2 separate regions of the Homo sapiens genome follow, and region 1 is linked to region 2. A link is a contact called in ENCODE Hi-C or POLR2A ChIA-PET data. All regions are on one chromosome and are shown on one strand. Each heading gives the region's core, a stretch centred on a gene start or an enhancer-like site at or near the end of the contact. The rest is flanking DNA. Distances are from core to core; before and after follow the strand shown.

The links. Hi-C counts contacts between places; a loop is a spot of excess contacts on that map. ChIA-PET counts read pairs that join two places held with the same protein, here RNA polymerase II (POLR2A).
Region 1: a loop to region 2 is called in a map of PC-9, with 13 times the contacts of the local background. The contact joins two enhancer-like sites. A Hi-C loop is called at or near these places in 1 of 168 maps with a recorded cell type or tissue (PC-9). POLR2A ChIA-PET finds 5 or more read pairs at or near these places in 2 of 52 experiments (A673 and Panc1).

Annotation. Positions count from the first base shown.
Region 1 is chr5:56,762,050-56,769,202 of GRCh38, reverse strand. It overlaps LOC105378979 (growth/differentiation factor 3), which reads left to right. Exons shown (of 3, transcript NR_172721.1): 3 at 1-2,808. Among named protein-coding and RNA genes, the nearest start is that of MAP3K1, 50 kb to the left of the region's middle. Within about 2 kb of position 4,947, at least 7 of the 41 ENCODE cell types and tissues checked have a DNase peak (open chromatin) inside an H3K27ac peak, as active enhancers do; they include PC-9, where a contact is called at or near this core.
Region 2 is chr5:56,344,969-56,352,222 of GRCh38, reverse strand. LOC105378977 (a long non-coding RNA gene) reads right to left here. Exons shown (of 3, transcript XR_948342.3): 3 at 1,161-1,620. Among named protein-coding and RNA genes, the nearest start is that of ANKRD55, 120 kb to the right of the region's middle. RefSeq lists an enhancer at 808-2,007. Within about 2 kb of position 4,887, at least 2 of the 41 ENCODE cell types and tissues checked have a DNase peak (open chromatin) inside an H3K27ac peak, as active enhancers do; they include PC-9, where a contact is called at or near this core.

The DNA.
Region 1 (7,153 bases), core at 3,698-6,197, 420 kb before region 2:
CAAGTCCTTTTGATAAGGGATACATTTCATTGTTAAGTTGCATCTTTAAAAATGAAAATTTGAACATATCAAATTAGCCAGTTGAATTCTTTGAGCTTATCAAGCATTTTTTGTCTTATAGAAACTCTTAATATAACAAAATGTGACAAATATATTTAAGTTTCTTTTCTACATGGGGGTATTATATGGATAAGTCCATCTCTGACTTTATTGGTTCTAGGTTTCATATTTGGTCATCCCCATAAAAAGATCATACACACTCTGCCTCTTGTAGTTCTTGTGTTCATGGTCTTATTTATACATTAATACTTCTGGGTAGGGAGAGCTGGAGGCGCCCAGGCCACTTGTGTCTAGGCCTGGCAGTGCCAATCTCTGGCCAGTCAAATGTAAGTGGGAGTCTGCAGGGTTTCCAAGAAGGCTTCTACTTTGGAGTTGAGGGCCTAGTTTACAGTAATAATGTACTACATTACTGGGGGCAATGTAACAAAGATGGCAAAGCTGGAAAGAGTACGGGTTCCTTAGGGCAGGGATTGGCAAGCTTTTTCTGTAAAGGGACAGATAGTAAATATCTTGGGCTTTGTAGGCCATACAACCTCTGTCTACTCAACTCTGGTGTTGAAGCATAGAAATGGCCATTGAGGAAATGTAAATGAGCATCTTTGTATTCCAGTAAAACTTTATTCACGGGCCCTAATATTTAAACTTAATGTAACTTGTCACAAAATATTCTTTTTTCCAACCATTTAAAATAGGTAAAGACCATTCTTCATTTTTGAGTTGTACAAAAGTGTAATGATTGGCCTGTGGGCTGTAGACTGTCAACTCACCTTAGAATATCATTGAGCAGGTGGGCCAATACTAGCAGAGACTTCTAATTTATGAGAAATTGTATCTCTAATTAGGCCACTGTTCGTTTGGTTTTTTGGTTACTTGCAGTCAAATACATTCTTATCTGATACAGGTCTTTTTTTTTTTTTAATAGCCCGCTGTTCTAACCTTTTATTGACTATTTGAACTTTCATCCACCTTCATTTGGGCACTATTTTTTAAATCACATGTTAAATTTCCTTAAGCCTAATAAGTTTTTTCTAACATTCTATTCTAATCCACTAATCTTTGTTCATTTTCATGTCCATATTAACTTAATTCCTATAGTTTTAATGTATACTTAGGATTCTGAAAGAATGTGTACCATACACTAAGTTGTTTTTCTCATGGAAGATGTCTGAATGTCTATATCTTCCCACCCATGAACATGATATAACTTTACATTTAATGGAGAAAAAGATCTGAATGAGTTACCTCACTTTTATTTCATTTAAGCCATGGCAATTTCTACTTGGATTATTTCTTGGTGATCTAGTTTACTGTTTTTAGTGTAAATGGAACTGTTAACTGGAATTACTTTTATGGCATCAGTCCACGTTACTCTTCCAATTCTGTAATGAAACCATGTAGATTCAGAGCATTGTTTTTTGTCCAACATGGAAGACCAACTCAGAGTTCAGTGCTTTCTGTCATTCTACTTAGTCTTTGGAAGGTGCTACTGGGCAGTTTTTTGTTCTGTTTGAATTAGGTGTTATTAAATGCTAGTGAGTCCTTAGACTTGACATCATCTAGAGCAGTAAAATGGTGTTATGTACAACTATTGGAAAGTGGATTGAACCTGGTTGCTGATACCGATCTAAGTGGTTTGGATTTGTGTATATTCTAAGCATCATGTTTTATGTCAATGGGAACCCAGAATGGAGGCTCAAAATAAGTTTAATCTGCATGTGCAGACAACTCCTAAAAGATAAAGAAACAGAGGTAGTAAGTGGCAAGACCTGGGCAAGAGGAGAATGCCAGAGCCTCATCTTCAGACTTACATTCCAACAGGAATGGACTCGTGATGACATGCATTTTGAGGAAGCATACTTTGTGCTTTGGTACTAGTTCTCAAAGGGGCTGAGGTCTGAGAGACAAACAGCCATCAAACCAGGTACAAAGAGGGTGCAGGCTGAGTGAAGCAGCACCCACAATGGCCTAGGGAGGAAAGAGTAGGAGACGGCTGTTCAGCTAAGCAGAGAAAGCTCAATAGAGCTGGCATGTGGGGTTTGCGGTGGGAGGAGTTGAGTGGGTGGGCAGTTTTACTCTTCTGGGCAGAGTCCACAGCATCATGTGAATTCAAATATGTAAATTGCTTTCCTTCATGTAAGATGAAAGATCACTTCTCTTTGGTGACTTGAATGTATTAATAAAAAGCAACAGGAATATCTACTAAAGCTGAATACATGCATACCCTATGTTCTATCAATTTCATTTCTAGCCACATATTTTACCAAAAGATATAGCAGCACTACATGTAAAAACCCCAAATTGAAAACTACCCAAATGCCCATCACCAGTAGAATACATTGTGGCATACTCACATAGGAGAGTACTATTTAACGAGGAGAAACAAAGTAGAACTCTAAATGAACTGATAAATCCCACAGACATGTTGAGGGAAAGAAGCTAGATACAGGGTAAAACATAGCTGTATGATTCTACTTAGGTAGAGAACAAAAATTGGCAAAAGTAGGACGAACACTTCAATTCCATTTATATTAAAGAATCCAGAGTGGTAAGATTCATAAAGACAAAGTAAAATGGTGGTTGCCAGGAGCTAGAGGGAGAGAGGAATAGGGAGATATTGCTGAGTGGGTATTGAGTCTCAGTTATGTGAGATGAAAAGAGTTTTGGAGACGGATGCTGGTGGTGGTTGTACAACAATGGGATTGCACTTAGTACGCTACTGAACTGTACACTTAAAAATGGTTAAGATGGGCTGGGCGTGGTGGCTCCTGCCTGTAATCCCAGCACTCAGAGAGGCCAAGGCGGGTGGATCACTAGGTTGAGATGGAGACCATCCTGGCCAACATGGTGAAACCCCGTCTCTACTAAAAATACAAAAATTAGCTGGGCGTGGTGGTGCACGCCTGTAGTCCCAGCTACTTGGGAGACTGAGGCAGGAGAATCACTTGAACCCAGGAGGCGGAGGTCGCAGTGAGCCAAGATCATGCCATGGTACTCCAGCCTGGCAAGAGAGCAACTCCGCCTAAAAAAAAAAAAAGATTCTAAGTTTTAGATATATTTTACCACAATAAATGTTTTACAAATGGCAAAGCAAATGTTGTTAGATTAACATTACTGTTAGCTGACGGTAGGGTGTGGGGTGCAAGTATAAAAGGAGCTCTTAAGTGTGGGGGATGTTCTGACCCTTAATCTGGGCAGAGGCCTCAAGGGTGTGTTCAGTTTGTGAAAATTCATCAAACCGTATACTTACGTGCATGTCTGCATGTATTTATATTTCAATAAAAGTTATCCTGGAAGGAAAAAGCAATGGGAAGCTTTAAAGTGAATTAATTTGTAATAGGTTACACTATTGAGTGTCTGGTGCAAGGCATTCTTCTATGCTCTTACTATCAGGAAGGTGCTGTCTTATGAAAGAGGAAACCGAGGAACAGTGGTTTATTGAGGTAAAAAGTAGCCATCTACAGATTCCTAGTAGGAGAAATCTCAAATGCTTCTATATACATCTCTAGAGAAACATTACCTACTCAGTTTACAATTTTTCCATCTTTAAAATAGAAGAATTCTAATTCTTAAAACTAGGCCCTGGCATTAAATTGCATGTCTCTTGGCTGGAAGGAAAAAAAAGACATTCTCTAATTTGAACTGGAATAATGAATTTTCTCACTTATGTTAATTTAAAGGTAAACTGAGATCATAGGATGCGTGTTAACTCTGGATAGTTCAAACGCAACCATGATAGGCTTATTTTTATCTTGGAAGTAAATTTTTAAAAGAAAATTTAGGCTGGGTGCGGTAGCTCACGCCTGTAATCCCAGCACTTTGGGAGGCCGAGGAGGGCAGATCACGAGGTCAGGAGTTCGAGATCAGTCTGGCCAACATAGTGAAACCCCATCTCTACTAAAAATACAAAAAATTAGCTGGGCGTGGTGGTGTGAACCTGTAATCCCAGCTACTTGGGAGGCTGAGGCAGGAGAATCACTTGAACCCGGGAGGCGGAGGTCGCAGTGAGCCGAGATTGCGCCATTGCATTCCAGCCCGGGTGACAGAGTGAGACTCCATCTCAAAAAAAAAAAAAAAAATGAAAATTTATCATAGCTTTAAAACTTAAGGTGTGGGAATCAAACTAGCAATGCATTTGAAATTTTTCAGTGTCCCAAATCATATTTCACACAGTTTTGGAAAAAATACATTTTTAAAATGCACTAAACATACTCTTTCCCTTTTCTTTCTTTCTTTTTTTTTTTTTGAGAGAGTCTCACTCTGTTCCCCAGGCTGGAGTGCAGTGGTGTGATCTCGGCTCACTGCAACCTCTGCCTCCCGGGTTCAAGTGATTCTCCTGCCTCAGCTTCCTGAGTAGCTGGTATTACAAGCATGTGTCACCATGCCTGGCTAATTTTTGTATTTTTAGTAGAGATGCAGTTTTACCATGTTGGCTAGGTGATCCTCCTGCCTCAGCCTCCCAAAGTGCTGGGATTATAGGCATGAGACATTGTGCCTGGCCACTAAACGTACTATTTTCTATCAAAATATGACCTTTTCTTTTCTTCATCTCTATTTATTTTACTGAGTGAAGAAACATTCTGCTAAATCTTTCCTGATGGATCCCTGCTCCCCTGTGCCTTTCTTTTGTGCTGCTGTCTTTATTCCCACATTTGTGTCTCTCACGCATGTTATCCTTCCTTGTTTAGTCTTATTGAGCTTTGTGACAATACCTGCATCCACCTTCAACCTCCACCACATCTAGTTGTCTCTGGCTGGCTGGTCAGAACTCAGAGCAGCCGTGGGTGGATCTGCTGCAGTACAGAGAGGCCTGTGGCCATGGCTGGCTGCCCAGAGCCCTGTTCTCTGTCACACCTGATCAGATTTTTGAGATACCACCTCGCCCCAGGGACTGGTTCTGGTTAAAATAAGATGCTCGGGAACACTCTTTCATAGAGAGTGGTTGTCAACGAGGTTGTGCAAGAAGGAGAGTCATCCTGGAAAAGATAAAGGGAAACAACAGGAAATGGAGAAGAAATGTGGTAAGGGATTAGTTCTTATCACAGTTAAACTAGTGCATCTTGCCACTGTATCATCGAAAATATCTCCTGTGACCAGCACTTTACAGGACATCTGCTGGTAACTGCCACTTATTTCACAATCCTGAATTCAAGGGTGCCCATGAGAGAAGAATACAGTATCTGTTGAAATAGACTCCCACATGAAGCCCGTTGTGCTGTCCCCATAATTTTCACTCGAGTCCAAGGCATGCTGACATATTTTAAATGGGAGATCTGTGTGCAACCTCATTCACTGCAGACTGCAGACAAGTCATTCTCCTGCTATGTGGAAATCTCTCATTTCCCTTCCCTACTGTGTCTTTGGTCAACAGTTATAAACTCTCCCTCAGACAGCTGGTTGTGTATTAAAGTCTATTTATAACAGTCAATGGACAACTGATTGTTTATGGGGAGTCGTGGCAATTTTTGCTTAGGAAAGACAATTGGGGCATTTCTTCTGTAGCAGAGCGGGTTCAGCCGCTGGACTCCACAAACATTGCCTCACTTGTCTCCTTACATTCTGTGGACTGAGGTTACCCCAGGTGCTAATGGTGAATTCAAACCCAGCAGACTGCTGGCTGGGTCTTCAGTCAAGGGTCTTGGGGGTTAGACAATAGAAAAAAATGAAACAGTAATACCTTGTGAGGAACAAAAAAATGCAAAAGTACCCATATCTATGAGGAACAGTATACCATACTCAAAATTTTCAGTAGTTTATGAAACTGTAGATTTCCATCCCCCTAACCACAGTTCTGGATTATGGGGTTTTTTGTTTTGTTTTGTTTTTGAGACAGAGCCTTGCTCTGTTGCCCAGGCTGGAGTGCAGTGGTGCAAAGTTGGCTCACTGCAACCTCTGCCTCCCGGGTTCAAGGGACTCTCCTGCCTCAGCCTCCCAAGTAGCTGAGATTACAAGTGTGTGCCATCATGCCCAGCTAATTTTTATATTTTTAGTAGGATGGGGGTTTTGCCATGTTGGCCAGGCTGCTCTGGAACTCCTGACCTCACCTGATTCTCCTGCCTCGCCTCCCAAAGTGCTAGGACTACAGGCATGAACCACCGTGCCTGGATGCCCCCTAACCACAGTTCTAACTAAAATATGATCATATGACAACTTTTTAGCATTGAGAAAACTTCCTATTCTGGTGGGTCTTGAGGTGCTTTTTATTTTTCTTTGTAATTTCAAAACTTTTTTTTCAACTAGGACAAAAACAGACAAAACTCATTTAAATCTCATCATTAATCGATAGTGAAATAAAAATGCTAATGGGAAAAAATGTGGATTTCTAGAAAATGTCTTGCACAATATTTTTCTACTAGCTCTGACTTTAGTAAGATGGTTTTGAACTCTTCCTTAATTTTTGGAAAAATGGAATGGGTGATATTTAATTTTTAAGTGATGTATTAGGTTTGTTAATATAAAAAAGAATATAGAAAAAATTAAAATGGTTTATACCCTCCCTGACTAGGTAACACTTGTTATGTTAGTTACTTGCTTATGATTAATAAGCTTAACTGAGCACAACATAAAAACTAAACATAATCATTATTCATATTACTAACCCAGAAAAAAATTGTGTGCAGATAGATATATCTATATCCATGGAGGAGTTTTAAACAAGTATATTTAAATGATACAATGACTTGGTCTACCTCTTGGTTTGCTTATTCTGATTCCAATTTATTCCATTTTATCTGTAAATCTTAGCATATCACATTTGTCTTATTCTGTCTTCTCCAGAAGATGTTAATGAATTACAATTCAAACATAATGTTATAGGTGATTTTTAATAGCTAAAAAGTTTGAGGATTTCAGAATTTTCAGTCACATTGTTTTCAAGTCAGTAAGTTACCCCTAAGTGACTAGTTATCTAATTTTTAGTGCTTTTGCTGCATTTAGTAACTTTCTGAAGTCCTGTTTGACCCATATTTTTCTACGTATTCTTTTTAGGGCCACTTTAGGAAAAAAGCAGTCTTGTGTTGCTGGAATAATTTGCTCATAATTCTGGATTAGTCTGAGACTGCTTTTTCATAAACAGCAGGTGAAGGCCCATCCATTT
Region 2 (7,254 bases), core at 3,638-6,137:
CACATGTTTATTTTAGTTGATTAAAAGTATAGAGCAGTTTCTTGAACAAAGCGGAGGGATATGTCCTAGCCTAGTATCAGATGTTGCTCACAGCTGTCTTACAAATAATCTCTATGAATTTTGAAAACTTTGTGTTAAAAAATAAAGAATACTGTGAATTACTTGTGCATTGATAGCAGACGTTGATAGCAGAGAGAATCACTTACTTATTTAAAAAAGTCGATGGCAGCCGGGTACTGTGGCTTACACCTGTAATCCCAGAACTTTGGCAGACCGAGGCGGGCAGATCACAAGACCAGGAGTTCGAGACCAGCATGGTGAAACCCCGTCCCTACTAAAAATACAAAAAATTAGCTGGGCATGGTGGCATGTTCTTGCAGTCCCAGCTACTCTGGAGGCTGAGGCAGGAGAATTGCTTGAACCTGGCAGGCAGAGGTTGCAGTGAGCCGAGATCACGCTACTGCACTCCAGTCTGGGCGACAGAGTGAGACTCCATCTCAAAAAAAAAAAAAAAAAAAAAAGGAGATAGCAATTGGGACAATTAGAAAGGGAATTCCCCCTTCCTTGTCTTTAGTTTGAAAAAGAAAAAGTAAGCATATATACTGTTGTACATTTACAGGGAACTAATCTCTTTAGCTGCTTTACCTTGAGTAAGCCTCATAACAATCTGAGGAGGAAGATATTTTGCTCCTTTCTAATTGCGTGACCTTGAGCAAGTTCCTTCAGCCCTCAGTGACTCGGCTTCCACACCTATAAAATGCGGACAATAGTACTACCCATATTTTGGTTTGTTGGAAAGATAAAATGAGATAATATATGTAAAATCCATAGATCAATGTCTGGTACAAAGTAGAAGCTCAATGATAGACATGTTGGCATTATCATTGCTGCTATTTTTTTATAATTGTTATTTTATAGATCTGAAAGCTAAGTCTCAGAGCACTCAAGGATCTTGCTGAAGGTTGCACAGCTAATAAGTGACAGATCCATAATTCCACTCCAGATCCATCTGATACCAAAGTTGATGCTTTTAAATCACCCATCCCTTTATCCTGTCTCCCAGCCATCTATACACAGGCACCATGTGATTACAAACACAGCACTGTAAATACTCCTCACTTACTCAAACGAAGAGTCCTTTCTTATTAATGAAGAGCTAGCCCATTTACCCTTTCTGTCTGTGGGTGAGCAGCTTAGATCACTCCCTCGGGGGAGCAATGACTGAGCCATCCTAACCCTCCTTTGTCTCACTTAACAGCCTTCCTTCTCCTCACTGTACCTTCTCAATGTTGATAAATCAAAGAAATGTCAACAAAATGAAAAGACTAAATAAACATTTTCTGTAAGGGTCATATGAGAGGGGAATTTTCTTTTTCATCAAATATTTGATAACATCTTGGACTTTTTGATGTTCCTTTCTCATACTTGGGACTGAATGAAAGTGTATGAGTCATAGACATGACCAAGGGAGGAAAAGCAAATGAGTCACTTGCCCGTTTGGACCTTCCGGCCTGGATGCTCCCTGGGATCAGCATCCCCAGAGGGCTGGTCTGGCCCATCCCACCTGCTGCAGCTGCCGGCTGAATGGGAAAGGGATTTCCTCAGGAGACACTGGGACTCCTGGAAAACAAGTGAGTCAGGAAAAGTGAAAAACATCAGAGCCTCAAGGAGTTGCCCTGTAACTCTTCCAAAAACCATTTTCTGCTATCAGTTTAGAGGTTTCTCATCCACATTTCGTCACTTCCCACTCCTGGATGTACTCCTGCTATAAGCTAATCACTCCTTAAATGCAGACACACACTTCAAAGAGTTGCCATCCATCGTCCTCTCCTCCCCATTAATGCAAGCTACAAGTGCTTGGACTCATGCATCCTTCGACAGATAAATCTCTGTTTCCTTTACTCTTTTTATTGCTCTATTGGAATCTGTCCAGCCTGTATCCTTCTGGTACCAAAGTGCCCCTGGTTGAAGCCCATACTGCTGGACTTAGTCTCTGGGAGTTGAAGGGAGAAGAATTGCAGTGTCCCTCAGCCCACTGTGCTACAGACCTTTTGAAACTTCCTCTCAGTCAGCTGGTCAGTGAATCACATTTAAAACCCAAGCTCACTGTCCACTTCTTTTCAATGGGTCTCTCTCTCAGAGTGTCATTTTTCTATGTTCACCCTGTTTTTCTCAGTGAGGACTTTGGTGCCTGGAAGCCATGAGTTTGAATTCCTACATCCTCTATTATTTTGCTTATAGACCTTGCCAAGTTTGTCGATCCATCTGAGACTCAGTTTCCCCATCTTGGCAAGGAGATAATTCCCATTTCTGGGTGTTGAGTGAGGATTTGGGGCTGGGTAAGACAGCCAAGAGCATTCAGGTGCTCTTCATTCGGCCTCTCTCAACCCGCATGATCCAATGACTTATTTTTCCCCAGGGGCAATCCCCTTACCCCTCACCACCAAAAGTGATTTTGTGACAATTTTCCACTCATTTTTTGTCACAGGAGGTCTCTCTATATTTTTTCCTCCATCTTCGCCAGGATTATAATTCTGCTGATAGCCAATTCTGAATCATCAGCAAATTATGTCAGCAGTTTATTCCCCTCATCCAAATACACAATAAAAATGTAAAACAAAAGTTCTTCTGTAGCTTGTTTCACAAATGTGCTTAAAACTTCTCTCCACAGAATTTATGTCACTTGTATGTATAGTTATGCACTGCATAATGACATTTTGGTCACTGACAGACCGTGACCCCATATAATATGACGGTGACCCCACAGATATGACGGTGACCCCATAAGATAATAACACTGTATTTTTACCTTTTCTATGTTTATATATGTTCAGATACACAAATGCCATTTGGGTACTGTTATGTTTCAATGACCAACAGTTTTCAGTACAGTAAAATGCTGTGCAGGTTTGTAGTCTAGGAGCAATACACAATACCATATAGCTTTGATATTGATGTATAGTAGGCTATACCATCTAGGTTTGTATAAGTACACTGTATGAGGTTCACACAACGACAAAATCGCCTAATGATGCATTTCTTAGAGCGTATCCCCATAGTTAAGCAAGGCATGACTACAAATCCAAACATGTAAACTGAAAAGTGCCAGAAAGGCTGCCATCATGAGCATCAGTAATTTTACCAGAAACATTAAAATACCCTCAGGTGATTTTTATTATTTTTTTTATTTATTTATTTATTTATTTATTTTTGAGATGGAGTCTCGCTCTGTCACCCAGGCTGGAGTGCAGTGGCACGATCTCGGCTCACTACAACCTCCACCTCCCGGGTTCGCGCCATTCTCCTGCCTCAGCCTCCCGAGTAGCTGGGACTACAGGCGCCCACCACCACCCCCAGCTAATTTTTTGTATTTTTAGTAGAGGTGGGGTTTCACCGTGTTAGCCAGGATGGTCTCAGATCTCCTGACCTCGTGATCCACCCGCCTCGACCTCCCAAAGTGCTGGGATTACAGGCATGAACCACTGTGCCCAGCCCTGATTTTTAAAATTAACACTTCAAGCTCTGTTCATTTTTTAAAAAAAGCAAACAAAAAAGATAAAGCTGTCAATATAATGTACTTTCATTTTATAAGTGTTAATTGCCCTTAGGTGTGTTCACATTAATTTTCTTTGCCTTTCTAGGGTGTTAAGAGATATTTTCTTTGCAAATAGTTTGTTAACTGTAAGTTTGATCCTCTATTTCCTTCTTTTTAGAATAGTGTACAAACTTCTAACACCAAATTCTTAGACATTTATAGACAGTATTCTCCAACAAAACAAAACAATTAAATCTGTCATTTAAATTCAGCCAACCATTCCTCCCTCCACCTTCAATATAACTTGATTTTCCAAATTTCAGTTGTGGAACAGTTTCAAATCCAACTAAAAGAACTACAAGGGAATTATATTGGGATGTATTTTTTATTTAAGTTGATTATTTTAATAGCCATGCCAAATCCACCTGACACTGTTCCCCAAATAGCCAGTGGTCAACAACAAAGTAGTAGAGTACGTCTCCATTAACTGTTCTGCTGTCAACCTAAGGATCATCCTGTTTGCTTAAGATCTTTGTCCATAAAAAGGATCTTAAAATTACAAGCCCAGCAAACATTATTAATCCTAGGAAAAAAAAAGAAAAATTTTCACATTCAACAGTATTTCTGATAGATTACCATTTTAGTTCAGAATATAAATTATGACTAAGCATACAATTAGGCTAAAAGTAAAACATCTCAATTCATTCATAATTGGACATTAGCCATTACTTCTACAGAAAAAGAGAGTTTCAGGGTTGGCAAGTGGTTTTCACTATGATCTAAAACATAATCTAACAAATACACACTGAATCAATCCATAGCAGTCAATTGTTGGTATTGACATATTAATGACAAGATCTAGACTATAAAAAAGAATAACGCCTGTAATCCCAGCACTTTGGGAGGCCAAGGGGGGCGGATCACGAGGTCAGGAGATAGAGACCATCCTGGCTAACACGGAGAAACCCTGTCTCTATTAAAAATACCAAAAATCAGCCTGGCGTGGTGGCGGGCGCCTGTAGTCCCAGCTACTCAGGAGGCTGAGGCAGGAGAATCACTTGAATCTGGGAGGCGGAGGTTGCAATGAGCCGAGATCGTGCCACTGCACTCCAGCCTGTTAGACAGAGCAAGACTCTGTCTCAAAAAAAAAAAAAAAAAAGAATAAATCATCATGCAGACCAGAGAATGCAAGTGTAAGCATCTCCAAAGGCCAGGCAAATGAGTGACTGAAACAGGCTTCAGGGTGTAAGGGCCAGGTGAAAGCTTCCCTTCTACCCTCTGAAGGTTTGCTGAAAATGAACTGACAATAAACAGATTAGTAAGAGAAAAGGCATGCTGCTTATTTAACATGCATAGCACATGGAAACCGCAGAATGATTGCTCAATAACCCAGTGAGGTCTAGATGCTTATATGCCCTTCTTCCTAAGGGAAGCAGAGATGGGGTGTAACAATTTTAAGGAGTAGTAAATGATTTTTTGAAGGGCAGTATGGGAGACAGAAATTAACTTGTAAATTATTCTCTTCATAATTTGAATGAGCCAGAGGCGCAGACATTATCTTGTGAAAAAGTCTTTCCAAGTGTGATTGCATTTCTCAATCTTATTTTCTGGATTTTAGGGAGGGGATGGAAGGCAACTGTGTTTCCTTTGGCAAGTCTGGTCTTAAAGTAGATAAGGGAATATCAGAGTAAAGCCTCATCCTGTGCTTTGGGAGAGACATAAGGCTGAGAGACAGGGCAGGGTTGAGGGGGAGGAAGAGGATCATAGAGACCTTGAGGCTATGACTTTTGAAATCACCTTTGCAAAGATTATGACAGTGAGAGAAGTCCAGCATGGTTGGCCCAATCTAGCCTCCCAGGCTGGCTGTCTTCACTCATTCCTGGGCATAGGCCAAGCTAACCATGGGAGAAATTTAGTTGATGGTTTAACTTTGAAGCAAGGATGATAATACTCCCTCTCTTAAACTGCGTCCTCCTTGTTTGGGGGCTGACACTGCCTTTGTAAAACTGATGAAAGGCTACAAGATTACTATTATGGGAGGGGCCCAAATTCTGCTAAAATGTATGCATAGTTTCTATAATCGCTTACTATTCAGGAGTCAGATGGCCAGAGGTCACAAGATTTGTGGCTTTCCCAATTGCTCCTATAGGTCACTATTATAGAACCTAAGATTGGTCTTTTGAGATGTTTTATAGACTGTTGCATTCCGGCAATTGACTGACCCCACCAAGACTCATGACTCATCGTTCAACTGGTCCCATAACCCCTGCACCCACCCAGAGGCAGACTCAATGCACAGGATCATTTTCCACATGCTTATGATTACATCCTCAATCAGTCAGCAGCACCCATTCCCTAGTCGCCTGCCCACCAAATTGACCATAAAAACCCTAATCTCTGAGCCTTTGGGGAGACTGATTCCAGTGATAACTCCAGTTCTCTTGCATGGCCAGTCTTGCATTAATTAAACTGTTTCTTTACTGCAATACCATGGTCTCAGTGAATTGGTTTTGCCTGTGCAGCAAACAGGAAGAACCCATCAGATGAGTACACTTTAGTTCAGCATATCAGAGCACCATATTTCGGGGTATCATTTTCTGAGCCCCAACAAGGGTGAACTGGAGACTGTAGACCTAAGCTAAGGGGCAGCTGCTACTTAATTTCAGCCATTTCATGACAAAAGAAAAGGCAGGCCCACAAGATTTTCTGATTTGTTGAAAGGAACCAAAAATACTAGATTTTCTTTTTATTTTTAAGTGTGAAATCTTCCCATATTAAAGTTTTTGAACAAAATTGACTTTTTAAACCACTTGATGCAGGCCAAAAGGAAACGCATCTGTGGACAACATTTAGCTTGCCTGCTGCTAATATGTGATCTTTAATTTAGATTATATGACAGAGACTGGATGAATACTTATCAAACCTATATCCTGTTCTTTCTGAGCACACAGCTAAATTATATTTCCCAGTCTCTCTTGCAGTTAGGCCAGAAGAATATTGGTGGGAACAATGGACACTGCTGCCAAGCCCAATCCTCCACTCCCTCCCTCTCCCTTCCTCTCTGCCAGCCAGATGCAGGGGAAGTAGGAGGACTCCAGGGTACTGAAAGGTGACAGAACCTCAAGGTGTAAGAAGCCTGAATGACTGTAGAGGAGAACTGCCCTGCCCACCCACCACAGCAGAGACCTGCACTGCCCTGTGATGAGAGAAAGAAAGAAACTTTTTCTAAAGTCCCAAGATTTAGAGGTTATTTGTTACAACTGCTAGCAGAACCTGATTAAGACAGGTTGTTAGGAATTTCTTTTTTTATGTGTCAATAATTATGTTTTTCAGCCCTTTTGATTCTGAAGCAGTGAAACTTCAAAAATAATAATTTTTTTCATGCTGAAGTAGTAGGAAAATAATACTGATAGTATGTTTTATGTCCACTTTGTTTTTTGAGATCGCAAATGGGCATACGTTTCCATATCCAAACTGCTTTCGTTAAGAAGCTTTACTGCTGGAGAAAGGAAGCCTTCCCTGGTAGAAGGCACTCTAACAGCAAAGACAGGGTTAGGTAAAGAGATGTCTGCATCCCACTACCATACCTTGGGCCCTTTTCCCCATCAGTCTATCTTTCATATTTATGGGTCATCTAAAACCCTATTACTTCTTGAATAGCCTGAATGGTCATGTGTTGAGTAGAAATCACAGTGCTTCCTTCCTCTCCCTCTTACACT